Linked DNA regions of Mus musculus: regions 1 and 3 are each linked to region 2. Evidence: chromatin loops called from intact Hi-C (ENCODE). Cell type or tissue: heart. All regions are shown on one strand. Links, peaks and the distances in the headings refer to the core of each region. The heading gives the core; the rest is flanking DNA.

Region 1 (10,332 bases), core at 1,042-9,041, 500 kb before region 2:
TGCATGAGAGACAATCTATGGTTCAGAAGCAAACAAACACATACCTGTAAACTGGTCCTAACTGTTACAATTAGTTTGAGCCAAGAAGGAAAATTTCCAATCATTTTACTTAGAAATGATACAATTGTATCCCCATAATCCGGTTTGTGAAATTCTGCTTCATTTAATCCATCAATTAAAATGATGAAATCTTCATCTGGGATTTTTCTCTCTAAGATAGAAAGAAACAAATTACTTCACAATTACCAAGTGGATAGGTGAGTTCTCATTGGGTCTTTGACCACAGATCAGTCTGGAAAAAATGTATTACAATGCTCAGAGTGTATAACTTATTATAAAGACATGTAATCATTCATTTGGTGAATTACTTGGCTTTTCATCAAGTCACAGGTATATGAGCATGTGTATTATAGGTTCAGGAATACCATATTTTCATTGTAAGAGTCTGACAGCTGGAGTTATGAGCTCTTGAATGTGGAACTTCACTATTCTCCCACACACGTAAAAGCTAAATAGACTGTTTCTATCATAGCATAAAGAAAATAACATCACATATTCTTTTGTAAATTCCTTAAAGACTGAGGTAGTATAGTTCTGGGAAGAGAGGATGGAACATGGATGGACCTGGCAGGTGAGATCTCAAGATCCTAGATGTTGAGACAGTCCCATCACTGGTCTCCCAGGGGCAGTCCTGTCAGAGAACCGTTGGCATTTAGTTCCCTTCTAAACTAATGGAATTAACTTATTTTTAGGTTCAGGCCGAGGGTGCTTAGTGAGATTTCAGGCCTGTACTCTCTCATTAAGTGTGTATCAATTCTTTTTTTTTTTTTTTCTTGCTTTACTTTCTTTTTTTTTTTTTCCATTTTTTATTAGGTATTTCGCTCTTAACTAATATTGAATACTTCTGGTTATTTAATGAAGAAAGGTTGAATTTAAAGGAAAAATGAAATTAGGTTCAAAATAAAAGGTTCAGACTACTGTAAAACACTGGTTCTTTTAATTTTTAAAAGTAAAAAACAAACTATTCTATTTTGTTCTACATATGAGCTCACAGTTTTTTCAAGTTTTGCACTAAGAACTTAATTTCATTTTACCAATACTATAATGTCAACTCTCAAATTATGAAGAGGTGTTTGTGTATCTTTTGTCAATACTTGGGATTGTAACCAGGGCCTTTTGCATGATGGGTAAACACTCCACACTGAGCTATATCCACAGGCCAGATATATATATATATATATATATATATATATATATATATATATATATATATATATATATATTTTGAGACAGGGTTCTTTTGTGTAGTCCTGGCTGGCCTTAAACTCAGAGATCTGCCTGCCTCTGCTTCCCATCCCCGAGTGCTGGGATTAAAGGTATGTGCCACCACTGTCCAGCTCCAGGCCAGATAATCTTTTTTTTGTATATTGCTAAAGTTTAATCACTTTTTCCCCCAAAATTTTTATTAGGTATTTTCTTCATTTACATTTCAAATGCTATCCCGAAAGTCCCCTATACCCTCCCCCCACCCTGCTCCCCTACCAACCCACTCCTACTTCTTGGCCCTGGCGTTCCCCTGTACTGGAGCATATAAAGTTTGCATGACCAATGGGCCTCTCTTCCCAATGATGCAGGCCAGATAATTTTAACTTGTTACTTTCAAGTTTTTTTTTTTAAATAAAATGTTAGTATTAATGACTTGGCACCAAGAAAACAAAATAGTCTTTTAGAGACTCCAAAAATTAAGGAAAATTTTAAGTTAAAAAATGAAGTAATAGAGGAATAACTTGGAATGAGGAATTTACCTAAACTACTGGAATTATTACATGCTTGATTTTGAGAACTCTGGCTCCCTGAAACTTAATTGTATCTTAATTTCCACAGAGAAAATAGATGTATCTGGTTGGCTGCACACCGCCTAGTTTGCTGGACAAGTTGTATGCTGCTTCAGGAGAGCTCACTAGTTTCAAAAGCAGTTGTTCAGCCGGTGGTGGCCTGAGAACATTTTCACAGTGGAAACAGCCAAGTGTTAAAGTGGTTCTTCCTTCCCCAGGTGACTGCTGGAAGTGTGGCACTCTCCCTTCACACTTTACCTGGGTGATTCCTAAGCCAAGATCCTCACAGGGACCAAAAGGCTGATGACAATTCCCCTGTAGAAAAGTTTTTTGTTTTTGTTTTGTTTTTTTTGAGAAACATTTCAAACACTTCTTAAAAATTACATTTGCGATGTGGTGTGTGTGTGTGTGTGTGTGTGTGTGTGTGTGTGTGTGTGTATAGTCAGTTTTCTCCTACCATGTGATTGAACTAAGGTTGGCAGGCTCAGAGGAAAGTGCTTTTGCCCACAGAGGAGCCATATCATTGGCCCTGGATATTGTAATGAATGAAACAATTAATTTGCTAATAAAGCTAAATTTTATTCACAGAAATTTTCAATAGAGTACATTATTTATTCCATGAATAAAACATAAATATTTCTTCTCTCTAAAGTGGGGACTAATATGGGCTGGGTGGTGGATTTGTCTACCATACAGAAGGTCCTGGATTTGATCTCTAGCCCTGTAAGAAAGAAAACGTTTGTCCCTTTATCAGGATAATGACAGTTTTTTAAACTCCTGTGAAGTTTTCTTGCTTGAGACTTTCCTTCCATTCTTGGGAGGCGTTACCTAGGGTTGCAGGCTTATAAGATGTCAACAGATAAGTTTATTAAAGACATCAGTATATATTATTTTTTAAAAATAATTTAAAACAAAATACAAAACTTCTAATACTATAGACATTGTAAAAAATGAAAGACACTGCTAAATAATTTCTTTTTTTGTCTAATGAGATTCACGAGTTATACACTTAAGAGAAGAGACTTTAATGTCTTCAAACTGCTTTTAAAATGCAATAGCCTTATATGAATGCTTCTTTATATTCATTTTCAAGCTTTTACAGAATATTAAAAGAATTTTAAAAATTAAAATAGCTGGGCAGTGGTGACGCATGCCTTTAATCCTAGCACTTGGAAGGCAGAGGCAGGCAGATTTCTGAGTCTGGTCTATAAAGTGAGTTCCAGGACAGCCAGGGCTACACAGAGAAACCCTGTCTCGAAAAACAAAAACAAAAACAAACAAACAAACAAAAAACCAAAAAATTAAAATAAAGTAAGGACAAACAAAAATTGATATTTTATATTCTGCCATTTAAATGTATGAACATTTAAAATGCAGATACTATTTATTTTTTGATCGTGAGTTTAGTCTTTAATGGCTGAGCCATTTCTCTAGTCTGAAACTACTATTTATTATCAGAATTATTTCATAGACAAATGTTAGCTCTTTCTGGCCTCCTCCTCTTTTCCTTCCCTTTCTTTCTCCATCCTTTTCTGTCCCCTCTTTCTCTGCCTCTACTCTCTCCTCAACGCCCCCTTCTCATGCCCCAAATAAACTTCATTTTACATCAGAAAAAAATTTTAATTAAAAAATAAATATATTAACTTCTTTATACTTTAAAAATCTGTATCTATGACCACTCAAATTCTAGATAGTCTCATTTTCTTATTTTGTCATGGACTAACTGAGACTTTTAAATTATGAGTCACTGCTCTAGCTGAGAAGTCACTGGAAAAGTTTCCCAGGCTTTTAATCTTGCTTTAACCCCTGTAAATAACATCCCCTGGTGTTCCTCATTGCCTTTGCTTACATATACCCTTAGTAAATCTTTGGAGTCTTCCCTAGTAGTCCCTTCTAGGACTGTACATAGGTGCCGGAGATAAGTAATGATTACAGACACTGAATGAGAAGAGGAAACAGCGAGTGCTGAAATCCCAACTGCATCTTAGTGTGCTTCTGAGTACAGCACACAGGAGTCGCTAACAGACCCACAGCCACTGTCTGTCCCTCAGAATCACCTCCTTTCTGCTCTGGTGCTCCTGTTCTCTCACTTCATATTGGTGGCTGAAGCAAATGCCCACTGGGAAGCTTTTGGAATCTTTAAAAATTTTGGAAAATACTGTCTATATTTTTTTAAAGGAGAAGTGCGTTATTAACAATCTAATTCCTGACTACGAATTGAAAAGTATTTTCCGTAAAACTCCCCTGGGAGGAAAACTCTAGCTACCTGAGGATATGTATATATGATTTTTAATTCAATTATATACTCTGATATATAATTTTCAATTATATACTCTGATAAGTTTTGGTAAATATATATATAATCACGCAACTAAAAACCTGGTCAAATTGAAAAACATTTCTGTCATTCAAGAAAATTCCCTTAGGTATCCTTCCTGTCAGTGATCAAAGGGCAGCTAGCCAGTGTTTAAATTCGATCACCACAGGCTACACACATTTGTTTCCTCTGAGACTAACACTGTTGAATGTAGTATTTGTTTCTTTTTATTACTAAGAAGAATTCCATTGAACAAGTTTACAATCCGTTTATTCATTACATTGATGGACATCTGGGTTTATGTACTTATTAGGATAATTATATGGATGAGCCTTTGTTAATATGATAAATTATATAGATTAACTTCCAAATGTTAAGCTAACACTGTAATCCTGACCAAGTAGAAACTAACTTCGGTATTAGCTTTTTTCTTCTTCAACGATTTTGTTATGATAGCCATGAGGAATAATGGTGTATAATCTACTTCTTCTTTCTTTAGTTTTTAAAAGATCCATATGTTTGACATTTTGATGTCCATCAGTGTTATGCTTGCCTGACTAAATCATGAAATGTCCTTTTCTTTTTTTTTTAAAATATGTTAAGCAATATGTGTGTTTTAAGAATAACCTGTCTACTTTAGTCAGTTTGTTGAATTTTATTGTGATAAGGTTGTTTATAATGGTTTATTTTTAAAAATATTTTTATGAACTGTAGTACCAGCTCTTGATTTATGTTGCTGTTAATTCATGTTTTTCTCCCATATTTTTTGAACAGTCTTGTTGAGGCTTGATTATCCAATTTCACATCAACTTTCTACTTCAATCATTTCTGTTAGAAGATCACTTCCTTATTTATACTAATTAAATTTATTTTCCTAGTTTAAGAAAGAAACTCACACAAGTTATTTTACATCATTCATTTTGAAATATTAAACATTCTTTGTATGACCTGCTCTTTGACCTATAGGTTATTTAGAAGAGGCTCACCTATACATATTTAAGGTTTAAGTATTGTTAATGACTTCTATTTTAAGTCCACTGTTTTGGACAACACTGCTGCAGTATTTACCTTCTTGGGGTGCATGCCCACAGTGTGTAGTGGACGACTCAGCATTGTGCTCAGAGTGCTATGCAGGGGGCTGGCGAGATGGCTCAGTGGTTAAGAGCGCCGACTGCTCTTCCGAAGGTTCCGAGTTCAAATCCCAGCAACCATATGGTGGCTCACAACCATCTGTAACAAAATCTAATGCCCTCTTATGGGGTATCTGAGGACAGCTACAGTGTACTCACATATAATAAATAAATAAATCTAAAAAAAAAAGAGTGCTATGCAAAAGCTGGACTCCCAAGCACACATGTAAAAAGCTGAGTATGGCAGCACATGCCAGAAACCCCAGTGCTGGGGGTGGGAGGAGAGACAGGAAGATTCAGGAGCTCAATGGTCAGTCAGTCAGAGACCCAGCGTTACGACAATTAATGAAGAGAGCTACAGAGGAAGACACCAGCCTCTTCCTCTGGCCTCTTTACATGTGGATGTGTACATTCACATATAGCTGTATTATGGATGCAATGCTCCACACCAACCTGCCTCCCCACACTAAAAATAAAAAATTTAAAAGGTGAAAAAATGTGGAGAGAGGTTTAAGGAGATGACTGTGCTTAGGCTTCAGTGAGTACCAGGGCTGGAAAGGAAAAGGTAAGGCATGAGCACAAGAGGGAGACAGAGCCCACTCATTTCATTTTCATTAACAACCACTAGCTTTTCTGATACAATTTATGTACCACAAAATGTCCATGTGCCTTTTTACATACCTTCCAAGTGAACAGTAAGTGATTTCTAGTGTCAATACTGAGTGAGGTATGCAGCCATGGGTGGCATAATAAATGTACTGCAGATATTTTCTAACTATAGATTCTAGCCCTACAAACTCTGAAAGAGTGAGATGGAGCAGCAACTTTATTGATTAATTCTACTTCCACAGAAAGGATTAGAAGCTCTACTACCTTTATTATAAGAAAACTAAAATTATTTGGAAATCAAAATAAGAACTTTTACAAAGGAAGGAGGAAGGATCAGTTTCTACATAGATTTGTTATTTTGAAATGCGTCCTGTTACATTGCCTAGGTTTGTTTTTAATTCCTGGATTGAAGCAGTCCACCTACCCTAGCCTCTTCCAAATGCTGGGACTACATATGTGCATTATCACACTCTACCCAAGAAAAGTCTTCTGCATGCTGTACTCTGTAGACATCAGCTATAGAACATTTAGTTCTGACAATGTAATAAACACAATCATTTCTATATCACAACGCAAGTGACCACGGCTCTTTTCAACCTTATTTATACCTTTGTGGAGGTTCTCCAAGGGCTCTAGGACTCCTCTCCGGAAGGAGGCCATGGGATCTTGAACACAGGACCGGAGGCTTAGCATGCTCTGCAGGTGAGGCTCCCGAAGAAGCTGTTCCCGGTAAGCTGTCAGCTGAGGTGAGCGGCAGAGCAGGGCAGCAACATTGTGGACGAATTCTGGTACCAGGCAGGTGTAGGCATTATCTGCCTGGCAATAGTGATAGGCAACCACCTATGGAAAGATGAGATTGCAAACAGGCTTATTAGCAGCTATGGTTACATATGACCATACCCTAACACTGTCTTTGGTTTCTCCATTTTCTCAATTTTTTTTCAAATAAAAATAAAAGCCACTAATGCAACTGCATAATTTATGCACAGTCAAAAATTAGACATAATACATGTATATATTCTAACAACCTAAAATTAAAGTTTATAAATAAAATGGGCTACGCCTTCTCGATTGTATGAGATAAGAAGCAAGACTGAGAAGGAAGAGGTACATTAATATTGCAAACATTTATTCCACACAGTAGTATAGAAAGGTCTACTCTTGTAACAAAGCATTAGAAATAAAACAGTGAGGAAAACCATGGTAGTCTCAAGAGATACACATGCTCACATCACTTTATGGTACAGTCCTGTTCTTTAAAAGATGAGCCTATAAAATAAAATAACTTAGATCTAAAAATTATCAGTGAACAGTTTCTGAAAATTCAAACAGAGGAAAAGTACCAAAATTAGAAAAAAGGAAAGAAGGAAAAAGGTGAGATTTTTGCTAAATGTGGGTCTTAAATTCTAAGAGTTTAAGAGTATTAATAACATTCAGGTTCTGGGCTGTCTGTCTGTCTGTCTGTTTTAAGCTGTCCATTAGAGTTGCACAGAATTTACTCCATATCTTCTGTTATGGTTGTTTTTTTTTTTTTTTTTTTTTTGCCTCAAGTGCAAGTGCAAAAAAGACCCCTCCTTCTTTTTGATAGGGTTGCACTCATGGAGCTGAGGCTGGCCTGGAACTCCTGATCCTCCTGCCTCCACCTCCACCTGCTCACGCCTAGCACAGAGAGTGACTTTAATATAGATTACTCTTCTGGCTCATTACTGCCAAGAAAAGTGATTGCATACAGTAGAAAACATGGCATCAATAGGAGAGATTCAAGCTTGATTTATGGAAAGAGTCTGACAAGGTGCTTAGAACACAGTAAGAGGGTAATGACATTAGCTGATTTTGCCCTCTTCATCATGGTCACCACCACGTCCACACTCATCTTAAGCGGTACCACCATCACTGTGCTGAGTGCTCACTTAGCAACTAACTTTGTGCCTATAGGTAGCTCAGACATCCCAATAGCACTCATGAACGTACTGGGAATGCTGTTCTTTACTTCCCTCTTAGACAAGTTTACAGCAGAGGCGTTCTATTCTGAAAAAACAAAAAACAAACCTCCTAATCTGTAAGTGTGGTAGTCTCTTTAATACATTCTGTAAATGTCAACTCTTTTAAGCAGTAAAAATCTTTCTCATTAAACATAAAGGAAATCAAATAATATTGGATGTTATTGTATATTTAAAGCTAACTACAGGAATTGCTTATGAGTGAAACAAAGAAGTCTGAACTCCATAGGAGGACTAGAAACCAGAGGTTGTATTTAGAGCTCCATCCTTTTCTTTAGGTGATTAGTTTCTGCTTTATTATCTATGTTAAAGACAGTGTTCCCTAGAGGGAAACCTCGTCCTCTCAGCCAACTGTGCAGCCAGTGGTTATTGTCTTCACAGACACAGGTCTTTGAATCAACATGTAGGCTCACCACACTTTGCTTCAATTGATTCCAGATGTGGAGGCAATGCACAGCTCAGCGAGCCTTGTATAACTTGCTTTTTATGTAATGTAGTGAGGTATTATTTTACAGATAAAGATTATAAAACTTTCTTTTACTGATTTTGTTAAAAATCATTATGTGTACTTGGAGATGTTTCCAGTACTGGGAATGGAGCCCAGGCACTTATATTTACTGCCAAGCACTCTGTCACTGAACTACACGGAAGCTGTCAGATGTGGACTTGGATTAATGAGGTTTCATTTAACAAAAGTCAGTGTACAGTTATAGATTCTAAAGCTGCTCCTCTTTTAATTTTAGTATTTGGCATTCCAAATATAAAGTCTTGATTTCTTTGAAGAATTCAGGTAGAAAATCCACTCAATATCTTCAGATTTGCAAGATGATTCAAAATAGGTTATTAATTGCACATTTCAAAGTAGTTACGTGGTATGTATAAGTAAATAAATTCCATGAAAACTATGTTAGGCACTGAGCTGTCTCAGTCAGATAAAATGACAGCACCCATGTCTAAAAGGCTGTGTGTCAGTAAAATCAGTGCTGGGTAGGTGTAGACAGACAGACCTCTGCCAGCTAGCATAGTTTATCATGAGCTACAGTTTCAGTGAGCCTGTATCAAAATGCCTGATGCTTGTGGGCCAGAAGATGGCATCAGATCACGTGGAACTGGAGTTACAGACAATTGTTAACTGCCATGTGGGTGCTAGGAATTGAACCTAGGTCCTTTGGAAAAACAGCAAGTGCTCTTAAGCACTGAGTCATCTCTCCAGCCCTCTAAATTGTCATTTGATACTACCTAAATATTTCCTATCTATAAAAACAGGGAGCAAGCCTAAATGTATGTACCTTTCCTGAGTCTCTCATGACACTGGGAAAAAGGTACATTTATACAGCACTTTACAGCTTTGAGGAATTTGTTATACTCATTATAGTTATAGCTCAGAAATGGCTCAGAATCCGTCTACCTTAATAAACCAACTGGCACAACCCTTTCCCTGCATGGACTCTTTTTTTCTCAAGATCTCTTGTCTTAATCTCATTTTTAGCTGTTTCTTCCTTCTTTCTTTCCTTCCTTCCTTCTTTAGATATTTTATTTACATTTCAAATGTTATCCTTTTCCTAGTTTCCCCTCTGAAAATCCCCTATCCCCTACCCCCTCTGCCTGCTCCCCAACCCACCCACTCCCATTCCTGTTCCTTGCATTCCCCTATACTGGGGCATAGAGCCTTCACAGGACCAAGGGCCTCTCCTCCCATTGATGACTGAGTAGGCCATCCTCTGCTACATATATAGCAAGAGCCACAATGTGTTTTCTTTGATTGGTGGTATAGTTCCAAGGAGCTCTGGGGGTACTGGTTAGTTCATATTGATGTTCCTCCTATGGGGCTTCAGACCCCTTCAGCTCCCTGGGTATTTCTCTGGCTCCTTCATTGGGGACTGTAGTGGCTATTCCTGGTTGTCAACTTGACAATATTTGAAATGAACTACAATCTGGAATTGGAAGGCTCACCAGTGACCCTTATCTGGAGGCTTGGAGATCCTTATCTGGATCTTGGTTTGAAGATCTTGAGCCATAGTGGCTATGGATTCCAGAAGATTGAATCTCCGAGTTTAAGAAACACACCTTTAATCTGGGCTACGCCTTTCATCTGGGATTAAAGGTGTGGTGGAACACACCTTTAATCTGGGCTACACCTTCTGCTGGAGACAATATAAGGACATTGGAAGAAGGGAGTCTAGCTCTTGCTCTTGCTCCTTCGCCTGCTTGCCGTGTGAGACTGAGTAACTGCTAGATCCTTGGACTTCCATTCACAGCTGCGACTGAACAATTGTTGGGAATTGGGCTGCCGACTGTAAGTCATCAATAAATTCCTTTACTATCTAGAGACTATCCATAAGTTCTGTGACTCTAGAGAACCCTGACTAATACAGAAGTTGGTACCAGGAGTGGTTCTAGAGTAACAGAAGTACAAGGATGAATCTTTTAAAATACTGGAA
Region 2 (10,332 bases), core at 955-8,954:
TCTTAATCAAGCCAGCAATGGGAACCAACTCTCACAGATGAGACTCAATCAAAGAAAGTGACTGTATGTGATACTCTGATGCCTCCCTTTCTTTGAGGATCTTAAGATCAAGTTGAGAGACAAAATCCATATCTCTATAACGTTGGGGGTCCAGGAGTCACCTCACAACCCACATGAACACCAACCTCAGTCAGAGATGGATTGTTTGTGAAGTATAGGCCCAGGGCTGGTTGATCAGGGCCACGATCCAGGCTCAGGAGCTGAGTTAAGATCCTACAGGGCTTTAAGCCTAAAATCCACCAACATCTGGGCCAAGTTATTCCACTAATCAGGATTTAGGGATAGGGATTTCCTTGGGAACACGTCTTTGTTGTACACTTATGCTGCCCTCATTGGTTGGGGTATTCAACTGAGGTAGGGGACTTGCCTTGTCTAACATTCATGTCTTAACTTGCCAACCAGGATGTCAGTTTCCCACATACATGTCTCTGCCAAGTAGGATGTCAGTTCCCAGGGAGGTCTTAGGAACTTAAACTCTATTCAACCACTACTCAGAACAGAAGTCTTATTCCAGACAGTTTCTTATATTGGTGCGGGTGTCTCTCTTATGTTGGAGGTCCATCCCAGGGGTAACTTATAAAATCAAATACCATAAAAGCTCACACACAGGCGCAGGAAGTGCTGCTGGGTAGTTGGTTGGGGTCCAAGCTTATTGTGGGTAACTACACAAAGCAGTTCTGATTTCTATCGTGATTGGTTTCCAAGGGCACAGGACATAACAGAATATGTAAGCAGCTTGGGCATGAGAAAGTTTCCTAGTAGCAACAGAAACATAGGAGAAAGTTTCCTTATAATATTAGTAAAATTTGCAAGCTGGCCAGGTAACAGGCTGGCCTTAACAGTAAAAACAAAATAAGAATAAGAATAACTGGAGAACCCACAGGTCCAGGGAACACACAGAGACTGTGAAATCAATATCACATCTTCTGTAACTGGGCCTTGCTGGGCTTCCTGTGGTCCCGGCAACAGACAGTTTCTGTGCTGTTTGAAGATAAAACCAGGCTTTCTAAACTTGTCTCTCATTTAGACACAGGGTTACCCATGTCTGACTACAAACCATGCACTGGGCACTATCTATTCCAGGGACACTGGGGCCAAAGAAAGCTACAGTGAGGTGTGTGGTTACTCTTTATCAACTTGGGCATGGAACCGTGGGTCTCTGGTGCCCCGAAAGTGTCTGGGATGTAACAAATGCTCAGATGGGCTTCACAGGCCAAGGAATTTCTGAATCAGAATCTGTTTCTTTCTGGTAGCAAGTCTTGAGTGTCATTCTAGAGAAAGGACAGTACACATCTGTTGAGAGACTTCAAGGTATACTCATTTATCTTGTGAACCTACTGTGTGCCAAGTTCTAAATTATATCCTGGTAATACAGAAATAATGAAGACAAATGCTGGCTATAAGGGGCTCAGCGTCTACAGAGAGAGCACATGGGGCTGGAGAGATGGCACGGCCATTAAGATGGAGTACTACTCTTGCAGAGACCAAGTTTGGTTATCGGCATCCACTTTGAGTAGCTCACAGTCCCCTGTTACTCTTCTGGTTTCCAAGGGCACCTGCATTCATATGCACACACACACACACACACACACACACACACTTAAAAGTAAAGCACATTTTAAAATAAGTTAATTAATTGAGAACGCTCATGTGTGACCAAGAGACAAACTTGTCTGTGTTGTGATAGAAGACTGAAGCGGATGAGGAGATGGAATGAGGAATTCTCATCCCACTTTTGCACACTTCTCCAGGGCAGATAGATCTCCAGCTAGGATCTCCCGTTCTGCTGCTGAGAAGGCCTGACCTTTGACCTCGCAGGGTGTGTCCTTCGCCCTCTGTCCCTCCTGCTTTGGCAATGTTGCTGCCATGGCTTTTGTCAGCTGAAATGCAAAGATGATGCTTAGCCTGAATCTCAAAGATCATGGCAGACAGACTGGGGTGAGTGGGCTGGGAAGGTAGACCCCACGCAGAAGACACAGCGTGGAGATATGGGAACCTGCGTGGCCAGAAGATGTCAAGAAGCTGTGTGGCAGGGGCTGGCAGGAAGTGAGCCTGAGGTGTAGGCAGGGTGCAGGGCTGAAAGGCTGAGGGGTGGCTCTGGAGGCTACTGGACAGTTTCCAGCCTGGGCCTGACATCCTGGTATTTGTGATAAGTACAGGAGACACCTGGAGGGCAGACTGGAAGAAACCAGCTGTGTGGCATAAAGAGATAAGAGGCCCAGCAGAGAGCATGGGTGATAATATTCTCTTCCTCCCTCCCCCGCTGTGTGCTTAAGTGCTCCTGTGTGTGTGTGTGTGTGTGTGTGTGTGTGTGTGTGTGTGTGTGTGTGTGTGTATGTGTGTGTGCATGTGTGTGTGTGTGCATATGTATGTGTGTGGGTGTGTGTGCACATGCACAGAGGACAGGCTGAAGGAAGCATTGATGTTATTCTGTGTACCTACCAGAAAGCTGGCCCTTCCTCAGGTGTCTATGTCAGGAGCATCTCCAGGGACCACAGGACCCCGGCAGCCTTGGTTCATGCAGCCTAACTCACCCTGTAGTCTGATGGGCACGGTCTGGTCTGAAGGGTGAAGTTAAATGGGTTTCCCTTTACATCCACACAGGACACTCAGTACGAGTCAGCTCCCCCAGACCTCCATCATGGCCTTCCTCCTGGTCTGGTTCTTGTCTCTGATCACTGGTGTCTTAAGGAGAGAGTACCCTCCCTTTGTCCTCTGCCAGGGTGGTACCAGAGGTCAGGGAGCACACTGGCCAGCCTCAGAGACAGATAGGGTGCCACAGGTCCGTCCATTCCTGTAGACCATCCCCATTTACAACTGTTTCTACAACACAAACTCTTGTCTCAAGGACTCAAATCTTCTCAAACGTGGAAAGCTCAGGTTTGACCCACGGTTAGAAAAGGGTCTCTGCTCATCAGGACAGGGATACCTAGTGACATGGGAGGGCTGGTCAGATGTCTGTCTGTCTATCTATGAGCACCTGCCACAGAATCTCAGGGCAGAGTGAGGTTGCCTGGGCCGCCCAGAGCATTGGCATCAGAGGTTAGTAGAGTACACCTGATGCATAATCCACAGGTTACCAAGACCCGCTATTCTAGACGAAATCCCATCCTTCCCCTGCCCCCCCCCTCCCCTGGCCACAGAAAAGAGCCTGTGGACAAGAAGTGCCTCCACCCAGGCCAGGGAGTTGACCGGTGACATTGTCCAGTGACATTGTCCAGCACCCCCTGTTTTGTCTTTAGCCTGTCACAAAGTCCCTGTTCTTCCCAGGGAAATAGCACCAAGCCCTCTGTGACAGGGCCCACATCCTTGCAGCCTGGCACAATGGCTCCCATGGAGTCCACAGCATTTCTTATTGTGGCATAAAATGCCATAAAGTCAGAACAAAGAGAGCCCAGGGCCTGGATGGGTCGGCAGCTTCCTGCCGAGCAGAGAATACAAGCGATTGTTTAAAAGCCAGTGGCGAGGCAAGTGGCCAATTAGCACAGCCTCCCTCCCCGCAGCCTGTAAATTGTGCCTGGACCATCAGAAAGGGATTCTGCTATTCAGATCAATTGCTGAAAGGAAGCGAGTCTGTTCACACTGCCAAATATAGAAGCCCGAAGCAGCAAAGGTGACCCGGGTTATCACTGCACTGTCCTTGGGACAAGCTGATCTCCATCGGTGCAGAAAAGCAGCCCTGATCCCCAGCACCTTGGCGAGTCACAGGAGTTCTAGGACATTCCGAGGCCAGGGAGGTACACATCTGTTCACAGCTGCATTGTAAAAACAATTCATGTCTCACTGTCTTCTCTCTCACAGTTGTCAAGAAATTACCCACAACCCAGACCGGAAGAAAATGAAAGTAGGTTTGGGGGTGCATCCTGTCCTGCCCCCAGTAAGGGTGCCTGCTAGGTTGCCTCTTTTCTGCTCCTGTGTTGAATCTATTACCCTGGAAGGAAGTTATGACCACCACCCAGAGGCAACATAACCCCACCAAGCTCGGGAAACGTTAGGCTTAGCTGGAAATCAATCAAGACGGCTGGATGTGGAGCAGATAAGATTTTTTAATTCATCCTGAAACCAAGGGAAAGGGTCAACTAGGCGGAAGAGAGTGCTTTCCTTGTTAGGTCCTCTGGCATCCAGCCCGTGATGGAGGGTTGGTTGGGTTTTTTTGTTTTGTTTTGTTGTTTTTCCTGCCAGGATCCTGCCTGGGATTTTCCTTCCCAGATCCTAAAAGCAGGCTGGTTAGCCATTACCAAAGAGAGCGCTCCTTTGACAAGCAAGCGTTTTGATTGGATTTTGATGACATTAAGCACATCAAGTGGGTCTGTTGGATTCAGAGGTTGAACAAAGCCAACAGGTCTCCAGCCTCCTTCAGACTGGTTTCTTATTCCATAGAAATTCCCCCTGGAGAAGATGAGCCTAATTAAAGCAGAGGGCTCAGAGGCAAGCTTTAAGGAAGACTCTATCCACAGAGAGAATAAGTGTCGCAGGGAATTGGAGGGATGTGACAACTGGGTCTCTCTGGGTTCTTCAAGGAGACAATTTACAAAAGCCTGCCCAGCCCTGAGAGCTTTAGGAGAGTGATTCCCACGCTGGCATCCACAATCTCGAGAACTTACCCGAAACACAGATTCCTGGGCCCTCCCACAGACTCCACTCCAGCGGTGGGGTGGGGCTCTGGAATGTGTCTTTCATGCACAGCCCACAGGCAGGGTTGATGCAGCCCATTGCAGGGATGCTTTGTGGACCCCTCCCCTACACCCCCCCCCCACACACAAATAAATACCTGACCAGAAGAGACACTGCACCAGTCCAGAGCTCCCCAGGGTGGGGCCAAGACTGCATCCTAGGAAAACCAGTTTGCTATTCAGGACACGCAGTCCTAGGGTGCCAGGCTCCCGGTGTTCAGAGATGGGGAAGGCCCTTCTTCATTACAAAAGGAGCTCTTGGAACCCCAATCCCTACGTGATGTGAGGTCCAGACCAACTGAGCGAGATCTCAGGGCTGCCGCCTGGGTGCTCAGAACTCGGCCTTGCCGCCTGGGTTCAGCCCAGGAAAGCGGCGGTAAGGTGTCTAAAAGACCATTGTGTGTCTGCCTGCACACACCACCTCCCAGGGACCGCACCTCGGCCAGGCGTCCGCGCACGGGTTCTCAGCGTGGCTTCGGCGAGAGCCTCATGATCCTACAGAGACGTGACAGGCAGCAGGGCTTGGTCCCCAACTGGGAGACCTTCAGAGGGTCCTGTCTCCTGGGCCCCGCCCCGCCTCCAAGATGCCCGCAGCGCTACCCGGTTCGGAACCTGCGGCGACGGGCGCGTCCGAGAGCGTTCGGCTGGGCAGGGGCGCCCCCTAGTGCTCCGTGCGACCGCTGTATCCGGGAGCCCGCGGGGGCTCCCCCAGACTCAAGGTCAAAGCAACAGGCAACCTTGGCTTCTAAACCTGCTGTCACAGGAGGCTGCTCTCTCTGGGAGAGTGTAAGAGCATCCCCAGGGAATGTTTAGAAAGGAATCTAGGCTGGCAGCGTGGTGGCCTAAGCAGACTGTGGGGAGTTCCATTCCAGGCTGCATTGTATAGTGAAGCATTTGTCTCAACCACCACCAACCACCACCACCACCACCATCACCACCACCACCACCACCACCTCCACCACCACCACTACAAAAAAAAAAAGTCTCCACAGAGAAGGAAAGAAGGGTATTCATTTCCTTCTCTGTCGCTCCCATGCAGATGGTCCCTCTGACTGTCTACCACTCATTTGCTGTCTCAGTTGGAACTGGCCCAGCTCCAGGATCAACTATTCACAGGCAGTAGGGCAGCAGGCTCTTTCCTGGAAATACAGGCCAAGTTCCTTCTATCTGCCCCCAGCCTACACTTCCCAGATACTGATAGGGAGGGGAGAGCCAATCCAGGCTGTACGGACGGAGCCCAGGACAAGAGGGACTAACACACGGACCTCAGTGACTGACCACTGGCAGCCCTTACCTTGTCTTTGTGCCAAAGCCACTATCAAGACAAAAGTCAGGTACCAGAAGTAGAACCAGGAGAGGCCAGCCTTTCCCCTGGGCCACATTCTTCCTCTTTGGTCCCTCCAGCTTGTCATGACTCACCTGCTTGGCAGCATTTGGTTAATATGGCCTGCCAGCACCAAGTCACAGCTGTGACCTGCCATCCCAGTTCAGTCCAGGTAAACACAGAGGTAAAGGACAAACTGTCAGGGCACAGAGGGTGGCACAAAGGGTGCCAAGCTGTCTGTGGCCCTGTGGTGCCAAGTCAGCCTTCTTACTGTACACCACTCCCTGAACAAAAGACCCCCCCCCCATCAGTAACACTGAGGAGAGGGCGTCTCAGGCAGATCCTTAGATGTGTGAGCCAACCTGTGACAGGGCTCCTGACACAGCTTCTCTGACAGCTGCTTCCCAGCTGGCCCAGATGACCGTCACCAGAGCCAAAACTAAGGCCAGGAAGAGGGCTCACGACCTGCTGATACGCATGCAGGTGTGGGGTGAACCCAGGCAAGCAAGAGGGCCAACTCCAGGATGCTCCCAGCTTTCAAGGGAAGTACTCTGTGGGCGAGAGGCTGAGAAAGCTGGAGTGGCCGGGGCCTCCTTGAGACCAGAAACAGAGCTGAGAGGGTCTGGGTGTGAACAGCCAGGTGTCATTTGCTCTGGTTCCCCCACACACTATTTATTCTACTGTGATAAAGTGTTTCTACATAGTCTGCAAACGTCCCCTCAAACCAAGACAAAAAGGAGCAACGAGAACAAGAGTTTCTCTGAGAATAAGGAGAACCCTTCTCCTGTCCCATCTGTTGTGCTCGGACCCTTCTGCCACTCCCAGTGCCACCCTGCCCTGCTCTTTGTCACCACTGTGCAGCAGGGTTAACTTGGAAACATCAGTCTGGAAGAAGACAAGGGCTCTACCTATTCAGCTATTCTACCTATTCTATTCAGCCTGCAAACTTTATCACCAGACCGGCATCTGAAATAGATTCCTAGAGCAGCCTGCAGTCCAGCTGCCCCTGGCCCAGCTGGAGCCCTAGTGCAGTCAGTCCCCAGCCCCAGATTAAAGTATCTGTTCCCCCACACTGTTCCAGGCCAGAGTGGGACAAAGAGTGGCAGTGGTGCCGCGCCCAGCTGCTGTGGCCCTGCAGCCTGAGAGATGGTCTTGCTTTCTAGGTTCCGAGTCGGGAGATGGTAATGCAAGCAACATTTACCCAGGCCGGGTCATCTAGCAAGGGAGCTGGTCGTGGAGTGCGGCAGAGACCTCTCCACCCAGAAGCCCTTTCTGTGTCCCCCTCTGCCTCCCTTCTTCCCTCCTCTTTATTGAAACCAATGTGTTCGCAGTTACCATTTTCACCCGTGCCACTCCTTCTTGGGGTCTGGCTTGAGCATCCGTGGGCAGCCACAGGGACCATCCCAGCCAGCACAGGCAAAACAGCTGAGTCCCCCGTGTGCTGCCCTGCTGCTGCCCCTCAGCCCAGCAGCCTGGGCTCCCAGTGCTGAGGCCCTCTGTTCAGGCCTCCGCCCACCCTGAGTGGAATGGAGCCATGCATTCAGTAAACTGACTTTATTCTCCCATTTGTTTTGTGTTTATTTCCTCCCAGGCTGACAGCTCTGAGTCCCACCCCGCCTCCCACTCCACTCGCCTCATTTCTGTTTGCTACCCACCACCTGAGTGTGACACATCTCAGGCTCCTATGGGCTGGGGCAAGTGGGTCCCACTTAGGATCAGCTGTGGGTGTGGACTCAGTAATCAAAGACCTACAAGACCTAGGGTGATTAAAAAGATCAGAGCTTGGTTTCAGGAAAAGTGTGTATGTAACGGAAAGCATGAAGGAGAAGTCTTTAGCCAAGCCTGGGGGTTCACTCCTGCAATCTCAGCACTGGGGCAGGAGGATTATAAATTGGAGGCCAGCCTCGGCTGTATAGAAAGGCCTAGTCTCAAAAATCTAGAGATGGAAACCTAGACAAAAGTAGGCTTTCAGAAAAATATGGTGGAAAGTAGAGAGTAGCGTGCCAAGATGTGCACTGAGTTAAAGAAGCTACGTCCCAAAGACTTCATAGTCTATGATTCCACTTGTATGCGATTTCTAGAGAAGGCAAAGCTACTAGGCAGAAGGCAGATCTGTGGTCTCTGGGAAATGAAAAGGAGACAGAAACTGGAGGTGAGGAAGGTGTCAGAGTGGTTATGTGATGACAGTCACAGAGCCGGACAAATGCGCTCATCCATTGAATTGCATGTTTGCGGTGTGGGAGTGTGACAACCGTGTTAGGATACTTGTGCTCCCTCCAAAGATGTCCTCAAAAATAGGGGACAGGACAGAAAAAGGAGGAAAAAGAAAAAGGTAAAATGAAGAGAGACATTTGCCTTGCGTGCACGAACCATAGGCACATCCACAGCACCGCATAGGTGATGTGTGGTTAAGTCTGTCTGTGATCCCAGCGGTCAGGAGGCCGGGGCAGGAGGGTCAGAAGGGAATAGGCGAGGACATTCTGAAGTATAAAGGTGTGTGTGTATGTGTGTGGGTATGTGTGTGTGTGAGAGAGAAAAAGAGAAAGAGAGCACCACAATGGACCCATGATGCATTGGTTTTAATTATTTAGATTTATTTTAATTGTATATGTGAAGGGACTCTGGCCAGCTGAGTTTGGTAAGTTTGGCTCTGGCAGGCCTTGCCCTTCTCCCCCATTCCCTCTGCCTTGCTAAAAGCCATTAGATTACATCCTAAAGCCAGCCAGCAAGGTCTATTCCCTTATTTGGCCACTTCCTCCTCCTGAGGTTGACCACCAAGGTCCAGCTATCAAAGTATTTAATACCAGCAAACAGAAGCCCCCTTTGGCTCCCAATTAACATGGCAAATTAAAATTAAACACTTCATCCTAAAACAAGGCTTCTCTTTTTACCTTTATAAGCCACCATTTTCCTATGGGCCATGTCTGTCTCCTCTCTGTCCAGAGGCAGTCCTTTGTCCCTGGGGACAAAAACCCCTCCCCCTTCTTCCTCGTCCCCCCCCCCCTTCTTGGGGACCTCCTCCTCTGTCTCTTGTCCTTGTCTCTTATTCCCTGCCCTCTGGGGCTAATAAATCTTCGTGCTGAGAACTTGGTCTTGGGGGTCCTGAGCTGATAACTTTTCCCTACAGTATGTATGAGTGTTTGGCCTGCATACAGGTAAATGCACTATGTATTTGCCCGGTGCCTGCTGAGGGTCAGAACAAGGAATTAATTGTAAAGAGTCGTGAGCCTCCGTGTGGATGCTCAAACCCTGGTCCTCTGCAAAGGCAAGAAGGGTTTTTAACTGCTAAGCCAACTCTCCAGCTCTAAATAAATAATACTTAGAAAAAAATATTTATTTGAGTGACGGTTTAATCGTGGTGTTATAATATACAAACAAAATTTAGATTGAACAAACAAAATTCTTCCTGCCTTCAAGACCCATGCTCCTGGAACAGCTTCTGCTTCCCACCCTGGCTCTCTCCTGGGGGCTCTGGATAAGGCTCTGCAGCCTGGAGCTGAAGCATGGGAGCAATAGAGTCTTTAGGAAGACTAGTCTGGCCTACCTAAATTCCTGACCCATTCCTCCGGCATGTCCTATTTAAACAACACGATATAACTCCTGGAAATGAGGAGGGTCCAACCAAGCTGCCAAGACCCAAGACCGGAGATAAAGATGAACAATATCTTTGCTTGCTAGTAGATCCTAGACACGCTGCTGACGTTGACAGTAACTCCGTGGTTTAAATAAAGTTCAAAGTTTCAAGTGCTTGTGTTCAAACATGGAACCTCCGGCTGCACGTGGAGGCCCCAGCTGTACAGAAAAAAATTGGCCCTTGGTTTTTAACTGACTTTTAAGGTTTAGAGAGGATTTTTCCAAGAATTGGTACTGAGAAGCATGGAGGGAGATGGAGGACAAGGAATCCTTGGAAATAAAATGTATAGGGGCTTGAGGGATAGCCCAGTGGTTAAGGACACTCACTATTTACTCACAGGACATGATGTTCTCTGCTGGACTCTGCATGCACCAGGCATGCATCTGGTACACAGATATACAGACAGACTACCCATCACATTTAATAAACACAAAACTGTAAAACTAAGTTGTATAAATTGAGTATGGTAGCAAGATTTGGGGATGTAGGAGCAAAAGGATCAGAAGTTCAAGATGAGGGCCAACAAAATAATTCAGTGAATAAAGGGTTTGCCACACAAGTTCTATTCCTGGTACTTGATGTGTTTATAAAAAAGATGAAGAAAAAGGGATATGTTTTAAGAAGGGTTAGTGAGGTGTGCG
Region 3 (10,332 bases), core at 1,452-9,451, 280 kb before region 2:
CATGATATATGGTGACGCACTCCTGGTGTGCCACACTTGAGGCAGAAGCACAGTTGACATCAGCTGCTACTGAGAATGGGTGAACACCACCAACATTCTACGTTCCTGTGTCTGAACAAAGAGCTGAGCAAACAATACCAAATGGCAGCAGAACAGCACAGCAGACTAAAAAATATACTTCCAAGGGAGGACCCAGGCAGAGCAGAGAGTTCAGCAGCTCAAGAGCCTGCCCTATAAATGATCTGGGCTTTTATGTTATTTCATAATAATAATAACTCATATATAGCACATAGGTTTTCTGGCTGTTGTATAATGTGAGCTCTACCTGCTAAACGCAATCCTACATACAACTTCATGCATATCTTATTAAATCTTAAATCATTACTAGGGGTATGCATTTTAGCATTATAATGAGCCAAGGGTTACTTTTAGACCTTTGTACCTGTGCCAGTGATGTGAGCCAGTCCATCTTTGCCAGGAGTTTCTAGACTTCCTTGGTGCCAACTTGGTTTCCCATATGCTAATTCTGCAATTTCTGTATAAGGATCTCCAAACCTCACTCTCCACCCCACTTCCCTGCCTCCCAAACAGCTGTTAAGTTTGAGGTCAGCCTTGACTACATAATAGATCCTGTCTCACTGACAAAAGCGACAAAATAAAATGAGATGCCACTACATACCACATAATAATGTGCCCAAAGTTTATTTTTTAATTGGCAACACCAAATGCTCCAATAGATATGAAGCCATGGGAATGAGTTCATTATAACTACATTACAAAATAGTTTGGTAGTTTCTTCTAAAGTTAAACATACATACATGCACTATATAAACTAACCGTCTCACTCTTAGGAGCTGATAACCTAGAAATATGAAAATGTATCCTTATGAGGGATGGCTCTGTGGTTAAGAGTACCTGCTACTCTTCCAGAGGACCTAAGTTCAGTTCCCAGCCCCTACATTAGGCAGCTCACAACTTTCTACAACTCCAGCTCCTAGGGATCCAATGCCTCTTGACTTGCAAGAGATATTTGCACTTATCTGCACATAAACATCTATAAATAGTTAAAAATAATAAATCTTAAAAAATGAAACCTAGGTGTATCAGTATTTACATTTCATAATCACTTCATACTAAAAAGAACCCAAATGTTTTCCAGTAGATGAATGAATACAATTTGTAATGAACCTATACAATGAAAATACCAGTTAGCAACAAGAAAAGCCTTCTGCTTGACACAACTTGGATGAGTCTCAAAGAAAAAAAAAAAAGAAACAAGCCTAAAAGGTGATATACTGTAATATTCTATTTATGTGACATTCTAAAAATAAAAATAAAAACCACTAGGATGAAGACTAATTCATTGGTTTCCAGGGTTGTGGATGGAGAAGTGTAACAACAAAGAAATACTATGAAATACTATGCTAACCTATAGCATTGATATAAACTAAATGTTAATAGTTGCATACAAGCACAAACATGCACGCATATACATATATACACACACCTTATGATACATTTTACAAACTTGTAGTACCATTGAATAGCTCTACCTTCCAAATCTAGATCTCTTCCTATGAGTTCCTAGGCCTTACCAAACACATTCGCCAAACTTCCTTGTTATCTCATTATTACCTCAAACTTTACATCTACAAAAAAAGAATTCATTACTTTTCCCTTTAAACCTAAATGAACATCACCACCATTCACCAGTCACCAAAGTCACAGACATAGTATTTATCCTTGAACATAAATTCTGAGGACTACATAATGAAGACAAAGTGACACGGTAGAAGTATTGGGGGGGCCCTCTGTTCCTAATAGAGTTCCTAAAAGTCTTATATTTTCTTAAGAAGGACGACAGGACAGGACAATGTTTTGTCATATTTCGTCCCAGTCCCTTGCTTAGAGATACAAGGCTTCTAGGTCTCTTGAATTTTAAGACAGGGATGATGAGTGTTTTTCTATGTGTTAACCATATGGCCAGTAGCTGAAAGCCTTATGACAGCTTCAGGATAGGGATTAACCATATAATTGGTAGGAACTTTCAGCATTAACCCTTTGAGCCCTGGGGGAGGGCAAGAGAAATGAAGATCAAGTTCAACCACCAGTGGACAGTGATCTCATCAATCATGTCTACATAGTAGACTCTCCATACAAAATCCAAAGTAATAGATTCTTGGTCAGTGAATGCATCCAAGTGAAATACACCCACATGTGAACAAAGTGGCTGACACTACCTCCATAAGGACAGACACTCCTGTGTTCAGACTCCACCCCCACCCCCACCCCTTCTGAGAACTGCCTTTTGCCAACCTTCACTCTATCTACAAATTTATAGCCTCTCTTCGACAGCTGATTTTCATTAGAATTGGCACCTTATCCAAAAGAGGATAATCACAAACTTAATTCCTAGCAAAAGTATAACTAGCTTGATCTAAGGATTAATACCAGATCTAAGTTAGACCAGAGTTAATTCATCAACCGTCATGTTACAATGGGTCTTATGAATTTGGCCCAAATCTCCCTTTTGATTCCTAAACTATTAGATGTTGGTAGTTATGTTCCACTATTTGGACTAAATAATTAAAAAAAAAACATAAGAAATGTCAGCCAACCAGATTATCAAGGGGCCTTCACTAAATGTGTCAAACTTTCTTACGATTCCATGCATTTATGCATTACCTATGCCTCAAACTTCGTCCCCCACTTGTGGAACTGGCTAGCTTACTCCGAGGACACAATAATAATCACCACCTCCTCCAAAAACTGCTACATTTCTTTCCAGTCTGAATGAATACTCAGTACTTCAATACTTCATATAGTAGGTGCTCATTGCATCCATGTTTTGGGAAACAGAGGCAGGAGGTGGAGCTGCCTGAGGAATTCCCCTAGATTTCTAAAGACCCTGCCTTAGACCAAGCAAGGACTTGTGGCTTTTATATAGAATAGAGTTTCAAAAACTCATCTATCTATGAAGCAGAGTTAGTTTTTTAAAATGGTATTTTTAATACAGAGTTTGAGTATAAGGATGAGAAAACCACTCAGAAGGAAAGACAAGCCATACGAACAAGGGCTTCTCCAAGAGACATAGCTCATTTATTTTTAACAGCAGTCACACAGGATTTTGGTGAGGTTTGAAGTTACTATCTTCAAAGTGTTCCTAAGACATCTAACTAAATGAGATCACTAGGTGTTTCCTGAGGGACACCCACCAAGACTACAATTGACAAAGTAAAAGTCTAGATATCAGGGAAGTTAAAGTATCCTCACTGTAAACAGAGTTAACAGTCTTGTTTGAGCTTCCCGGGAAATAACTTGGGAAAGGAATGAGGTCTCTCGGGTGGTATAACACAACCCTTACACCTGACTAGTTGCTACTTGAAGAGATCTCTTTATAAATGAATTTTCTTTTCAAACCAGCAACCTTCACAGCAAATGCTGTTAATTGTGCTGGAATTCTTGTTGGTAAGAAACTCAATCAAACACACAGGTAAGAGGCTCCATTCCCATTCACAGCCTCATTAATTTCCATTGCCTATCTATCCTTCTCAGTCATATATCCAAAAATACAAAGATGACAAAAAGAAGAGGGGAGAGAGAGAAGAAATGTTTTAGTGTCTTCTTACTCTAGAGCATAGCTCTATTGGAAGTTAACAAAAACATCTCCTTTACTAAGCACATGCCATCCACTTTCAGGAGAAGTCAAAGAATGACAATACAATACCCCGAGAAAATGACTGGACCGTCTACATATGAATGGTACCAGGTAACAGAATAAGGCATATAGTAAATTTTTGGAGCAAAACAATACATTCAGATATTATCTTGAAATTTATCAGTTGTGCCAACCCCTACCCCAATATTATTTCTTTCTCTTCCAGTGAACATACCTAGCCAAGTGTTTTGTTTATAGGATGGAAGGTGATGTAAAAATAGCCAAAGAAAAACAACCAGAAAACTTTGTTACTAATATTTGAATCTGAAAAAATTTAGCCCCTAGAAATTCTTTTTTAAAAAGTACCTTAAAAAACAGGTTTTTCAAAAGAAAAGGTAAATGGAAATCTCCCATCTGCTCTTATTTCAGACTAGCAAAAGGTCCCCCACCACCACCACAAGAACAATGATGCAAACCTATCTTCTGGAATGATCAAGGGTTAGTTTCCCAGGCCTATCACACTAAAACCTTCTCATCTAAGGCCTAGACCTCACCTTTGCAGATCAGAGAGTAACTATGAGGATCTTCAAGGATGAAAAATTCAAAGGCTCACTTACTCAACACCTCTGTATTTATGAAATCTTTATATCAAATTAAAGTTACACAAATTCTTCCCATCTTTTTCTATCTGTACAAATTTGGGTTTGTACTTGTTACATAAGTGTTTTGTTGTTCTTGTTTGGTTGATTTTAAATGCCATTTTAATCCTTTCCATTTTTACAGCTATGTGTGTCTGCATGTACTTAATATACAAGTGAATGGGGATGCCTACAGAGGCCAGAAGAGGGCATCAGATCCCCTTGAGTATGACTGATGAGACTTGAATACTGATCTTCTGCAAGAGTAGCCAGTGCTCTTAACCACTAAGCCACCTCTCCTGCTCCCCTACTTTTATCTTTAATTGTCACATTTTCCATGGCTTGTATGGACATTTGGCAATGAGATAGAAATTGCATAAACATATTTACATGTTTTAACTTTAAAGCCCAGACTTCCTCACTAGACCTTGTGTGTTTAGTATGTTTAAAAAAAAGGGGGGGCTAAAATATATAAATAAACCCACAAGACTAGCAAACAAAGTGGCAGACTTCACGATGGCCTTCTTTAGTGCTAACAGGAACCTGGCTTTAGTTTATTTAGGTAGCTTCTCCCAGGAAAGCTACAACTCTCCTCAACCTTGGGATGGAATCTCTGATTAGCAAAAGAATCTTAGTAACTATTGCAATTCCATTAACTGGTTGAATAAAGATTACAGGATACAATTTGGCTAATAGGATATGAGGTGAATGAGGGAGGGGCACGAGTGGCTTTCAGGGTAGTCTTCTTTAATCCTAAAAAGAGCCATCTAGGAAAAGGCCAGTTGTTCTACTAGCTTTTGAACAATGCTATGTGCAGGAGGTCAAAGTTGAAGGTAAGGCTGCTTCATGAGAATAATCTAAAATAACAACCAATATCCTGAAAATCACCAAGTAGAAAGGGCAGGGTCTCAGTCTTTGATGGTCCTACTGAGCTTCAGAATGAAGTGCCTGCTATCTTCCTACTACTGGAAGGTGTATGACCGTCTACATAGGAAGACAGGGCAGAAAGGCAAGGAGGATTGTGAGTCTATGGAAAGATAAGGAGCACCTGACCCCAGAGTCGGGGTTGAAGCCTTTCTTTACCTGAGAATCAAGAATTCCAACACCATTATTGTTTACTGAAAAGGTTGTTAACATAGAACAATATTTCTTTAATACATAGACAGTTTCAAAAAAGGATGATAAAATAGCAATGAATGATGCTAAGGCCTAAGTATATATGGCCTCTCTCCTTTCCCAACTATAAACCTGCAATTTTCTAGGCCTCTCAGAAGAAATTCCACTCAATCCTCTTAGGTAACCCTAAAGCCCAGAGTTTTTTCTTTTTAATATTTTTTATTAGGTATTTTCCTCATTTAGATTTCCAATGCTATCCCAAAAGTTCCCCATACCCTCCCCCCCAATCCCCTACCCACCCACTCCCCCATTTTGGCCCTGGCGTTCCCCTGTACTGGGGCATATAAAGTTTGCGTGTCCAATGGGCCTCTCTTTCCAGTGATGGCCGACTAGGCCATCTTTTGATACATATGCAGCTAGAGACACGAGCTCCGGGGTACTGGTTAGTTCATATTGTTGTTCCACCTATAGGGTTGCAGTTACCTTTAGTTCCTTGGGTGCTTTCTCTAGCTCCTCCATTGGGGGCCCTGTGATCCATCCAATAGCTGACTGTGAGCATCCACTTCTGTTTTTGCTAGTCCCCGGCATAGTCTCACAAGAGACAGCTATATCTGGGTCCTTTCAGCAAAATCTTGCTAGTGTATGCAATGGTGTCAGCGTTTGGATGCTGATTATGGGGTGGATCCCTGGATATGGCAGTCTCTAGATGGTCCATCCTTTTGTCACAGCTTCAAACTTTGTCTCTGTAACTCCTTCCATGGGTGTTTTGTTCCCAATTCTAAGAAGGGGCAAAGTGTCCACACTTTGGTCTTCGTTCTTCTTGAGTTTCATGCGTTTAGCAAATTGTATCTTATTTCTTGGGTATCCTAAGTTTCTGGGCTAATATCAACATATCAGTGAGTACATATTGTGTAAGTTCCTTTGTAATTGGGTTACCTCACTCAGGATGATGTCCTCCAGGTCCATCCATTTGCCTAGGAATTTCATAAATTCATTCTTTTTAATAGCTGAGTAGTACTCCATTGTGTAAATGTACCACATGTTCTGTATCCATTCCTCTGTTGAGGGGCATCTGGGTTCTTTCCAGCTTCTGGCTATTATAAATAAGGCTGCTATGAACATAGTGGAGCATGTGTCCTTCTTACCGGTTGGGACATTTTCTGGATATATGCCCAGGAGAGGTATTGCGGGATCCTCCGGTAGTAATATGTCCAATTTTCTGAGGAACCGCCAGACTGATTTCCAGAGTGGTTGTACAAGCTTGCAATCCCACCAACAATGGAGGAGTGTTCCTCTTTCTCCACATCCTCACCAGCATCTGCTGTCACCTGAATTTTTGATCTTAGACATTCTGACTGGTGTGAGGTGGAATCTCAGGGTTGTTTTGATTTGCATTTCCCTGATGATTAAGGATGTTGAATATTTTTTCAGGTGCTTCTCTGCCATTCGGTATTCCTCAGGTGAGAATTCTTTGTTCAGCTCTCAGCCCCATTTTTTAATGGGGTTATTTGATTTTCTGGAGTCCACCTTCTTGAGTTCTTTATATATATTGGACATTAGACCCCTATCTGATTTAGGATAGGTAAAGATCCTTTCCCAATCTGTTGGTGGTCTTTTTGTCTTATTGACGGTGTCTTTTGCCTTGCAGAAGCTTTGCAACTTCATGAGGTCCCATTTATCGATTCTCGATCTTACAGCACAAGCCATTGCTGTTCTATTCAGGAATTTTTCCCCTGTACCCATATCTTCGAGGCTTTTCCCTACTTTCTCCTCTATAAGTTTCAGTGTCTCTGGTTTTATGTGGAGTTCCTTAATCCACTTAGATTTGACCTTAGTACAAGGAGATAGGAATGGATCAATTCCCATTCTTCTATATGATAACCGCCAGTTGTGCCAGCACCATTTGTTGAAAATGCTGTCTTTTATCCACTGGATGGTTTTAGCTCCCTTGTCAAAGATCAAGTGACCATAGGTGTGTGGGTTCATTCTGGGTCTTCAATTCTATTCCATTGGTCTACTTGTCTGTCGATATACCAGTACCACGCAGTTTTTATCACAATTGCTCTGTAGTACAGCTTTAGGTCAGGCATGGTGATTCCACCAGAGGTTCTTTTATCCTTGAGAAGAGTTTTTGCTATCCTAGGTTTTTCGTTATTCCAGATGAATCTGCCGATTTTCCTTTCTAATTTGTTGAAGAATTGAGTTGGAATTTTGATGGGGATTGCATTGAATCTGCAGATTGCTTTTGGCAAGATAGCCATTTTTACTATTTTGATCCTGCCAATCCATGAGCATGGGAGATCTTTCCATCTTCTGAGATCTTCTTTAATTTCTTTCTTCAGGGACTTGAAGTTCTTATCATACAGATCTTTCACTTCCTTAGTTAGAGTCACGCCAAGGTATTTTATATTATTTGTGACTATTGAGAAGGGTGTTGTTTCCCTAATTTCTTTCTCAGCCTGTTTATCCTTTGTGCAGAGAAAGGCCATTGACTTGTTTGAGTTAATTTTATATCCAGCTACTTCACTGAAGCTATTTATCAGGCTTAGGAGTTCTCTGGTGGAATTTTTAGGAATTATATATACTATCATATCATCTGCAAAAAGTGATATTTTGACTTCTTCCTTTTCAATTTGTATCCCCTTGATCTCCTTTTGTTGTCTAATTGCTCTGTCTAGGACTTCAAGTACAATGTTGAATAGGTATGGAGAGAGTGGACAGCCTGTATAGTCCCTGATTTTAGTGGGATTGCTTCCAGCTTCTCACCATTTCCTTTGATGTTGGCTACTGGTTTGCTGTTGATTGCTTTAATCATGGTTAGGTATGGGCCTTGAATTCCTGATCTTTCCAAGACTCTTATCATGAATGGGTGTTGGATTTTGTCAAATGCTTTCTCTGCATCTAACGAGATGATCATGTGGTTTTTGTCTTTGAGTTTGTTTATATACTGGATTACGTTGATGAATTTCCGTATATTGAACCATCCCTGCATACCTGGGATGAAACCTACTTGGTCAGGATGGATGATTGTTTTGATGTGTTCCTGGATTTGGTTAGCGAGAACTTTATTGAGGATTTTTGCATCAATAATCATAAGGGAAAGTGGTCTGAAGTTCTCTATCTTTGTTGGGTCTTTTTGTGGTTTAGGTATCAGAATAATTGTGGCTTTACAGAATGAGTTGGGTAGAGTACCTTCTGTTTCTATTTTGTGGAATAGTTTGTGAAGAACTGGGATTAGATCTTCTTTGAAGGTCTGATAGAACTCTGCACTAAACCCATCTGGCCCTGGGCTTTTTTTGGTTGGGAGACTATTGATGACTGCTTCTTTTTCTTTGGGGGATATCGGGCTGTTTAGATCATTAACCTGATCTTGATTCAAATTTGGTACCTGGTATCTGTCTAGAAACTTCTCCATTTCATCCAGGTTCTCCAGTTTTGTTGAGTATAGCCTTTTGTAGAAGGATCAGATGGTGTTTTGGATTTCTTCAGGATCTGTTGTTATGTCTCCCTTTTCATTTCTGATTTTGTTAATTAGAATGCTTTCCCTGTGCCCTCTAGTGAGTCTGGCTAAGGGTTTGTCTATCTTGTTGATTTTCTCAAAGAACCAGCTCCTCGATTGGTTGATTCTCTGAAGAGTTCTTCTTGTTTCCACTTGGTTGATTTCGCCCCTGAGTTTGATTATTTCCTGCCGTCTACTCCTCTTGGGTGAATTTGCTTCCTTTTGTTCTAGAGCTTTTAGGTGTGTTGTCAAGCTGCTAATGTGTGCTCTCTCTAGTTTCTTTTTGGAGCCACTCAGAGCTATGAGTTTTCCTCTTAGAAATGCTTTCATTGTGTCCCATAAGTTTGGGTATGTTGTGGCTTCATTTTCATTAAACTCCAAAAAGTCCTTAATTTCTTTCTTTATTCCTTCCTTGACCAAGGTATCATTGAGAAGAGTGTTATTCAGTTTCCACATGAATTCTGGCTTTCTATTATTTATGTTGTTATTGAAGATCAGCCTTAGTCCATGGTGATCTGATAGGATGCATGGCACAATTTCAATATTTTTGTATATGTTGAGGCTTGTTTTGTGACCAATTATGTGATCAATTTTGGAGAAGGTACCATAAGGTGCTGAGAAGAAGGTATATCCTTTTGTTTTAGGATAAAATGTTCTGTAGATATCTGTTAGATCCATTTGTTTCATAACTTCTGTTAGTTTCACTGTGTCCCTATTTAGTTTCTGTTTCTATGATCTGTCCATTGGTGAAAGTGGTGTATTGAAGTCTCCCACTATTATTATGTGAGGTGCAATGTGTGCTTTGAGCCTTACTAAAGTTTCTTTAATGAATGTGGCTGCCCTTGTATTTGGAGCATAGATATTCAGAATTGATAGTTCCTCTTGGAGGATTTTACCTTTGATGAGTATGAAGTGCTCCTCCTTGTCTTTTTTGATGACTTTGGGTTGGAAGTTGATTTTATTAGATATTAGATATTAGAATGGCTACTCCAGCTTGTTTCTTCAGATCATTTGCTTGGAAAATTGTTTTCCAGCCTTTCATTCTGAGGTAGTGTCTATCTTTTTCACTGAGATGAGTTTCCTGTAAGCAGCAAAATGTTGGGTCCTGTTTGTGTAGCCAGTCTGTTAGTCTATGTCTTTTTATTGGGGAGTTGAGTCCATTGATATTAAGAGATATTAAGGAAAAGTAATTGTTGCTTCCTATTATTTTTGTTGTTAAAGTTGGCATTCTGTTCTTGTGGCTGTCTTATTTTAGGTTTGTTGAGGGATTACCTTCTTGCTTTTTCTAGGGCGTTGTTCCCGTTCTTGTATTGGTTTTTTTCTGTTATTATCCTTTGAAGGGCTGGATTCGTGGAAAGATAATGTGTGAATTTGGTTTTGTTGTGGAATACTTTGGTTTCTTCATCTATGGTAATTGAGAG

Evidence for each region. Peaks named below come from ENCODE experiments on the same cell type or tissue, not always from the same donor. Only the 100,000 strongest peaks of a DNase experiment are listed, where the experiment ranks them.
Region 1: a loop joins it to region 2, with 13 times the contacts of the local background. A loop is called at or near these places in 4 of 42 quality-filtered maps.
Region 3: it touches region 2 in a loop (1.9-fold over the local background); 4 of 42 quality-filtered maps call a loop at or near these places.

Annotation. Positions count from the first base shown.
Region 1 is chr11:105,853,796-105,864,127 of GRCm38, reverse strand. Tanc2 (tetratricopeptide repeat, ankyrin repeat and coiled-coil containing 2) reads right to left here. Exons shown (of 26, transcript NM_181071.3): 11 at 6,500-6,731; 12 at 45-211. Among named protein-coding and RNA genes, the nearest start is that of Cyb561, 86 kb to the left of the region's middle. In heart, for the core only: a CTCF peak has its summit at 5,863 (motif pointing right); no DNase peak of the experiment used is centred there.
Region 2 is chr11:105,358,088-105,368,419 of GRCm38, reverse strand. It overlaps Marchf10 (membrane associated ring-CH-type finger 10), which reads left to right. Exons shown (of 12, transcript NM_172568.2): 11 at 3,862-3,904; 12 at 7,221-7,622. The coding sequence ends at 7,276. It overlaps LOC115487808 (a long non-coding RNA gene), which reads right to left and starts at 5,575. Exons shown (of 2, transcript XR_003949780.1): 1 at 5,171-5,575; 2 at 1-1,940. In heart, for the core only: a CTCF peak has its summit at 5,401 (motif pointing left); DNase peaks (open chromatin) are centred at 3,679, 4,099, 5,329 and 5,829; H3K4me3 peaks cover 3,322 bases; H3K27ac peaks cover 6,481 bases.
Region 3 is chr11:105,638,367-105,648,698 of GRCm38, reverse strand. All of the region lies in intron 2 of Tanc2 (tetratricopeptide repeat, ankyrin repeat and coiled-coil containing 2), which reads right to left. Among named protein-coding and RNA genes, the nearest start is that of Tanc2, 54 kb to the right of the region's middle. In heart, for the core only: a CTCF peak has its summit at 4,495 (motif pointing right); no DNase peak of the experiment used is centred there.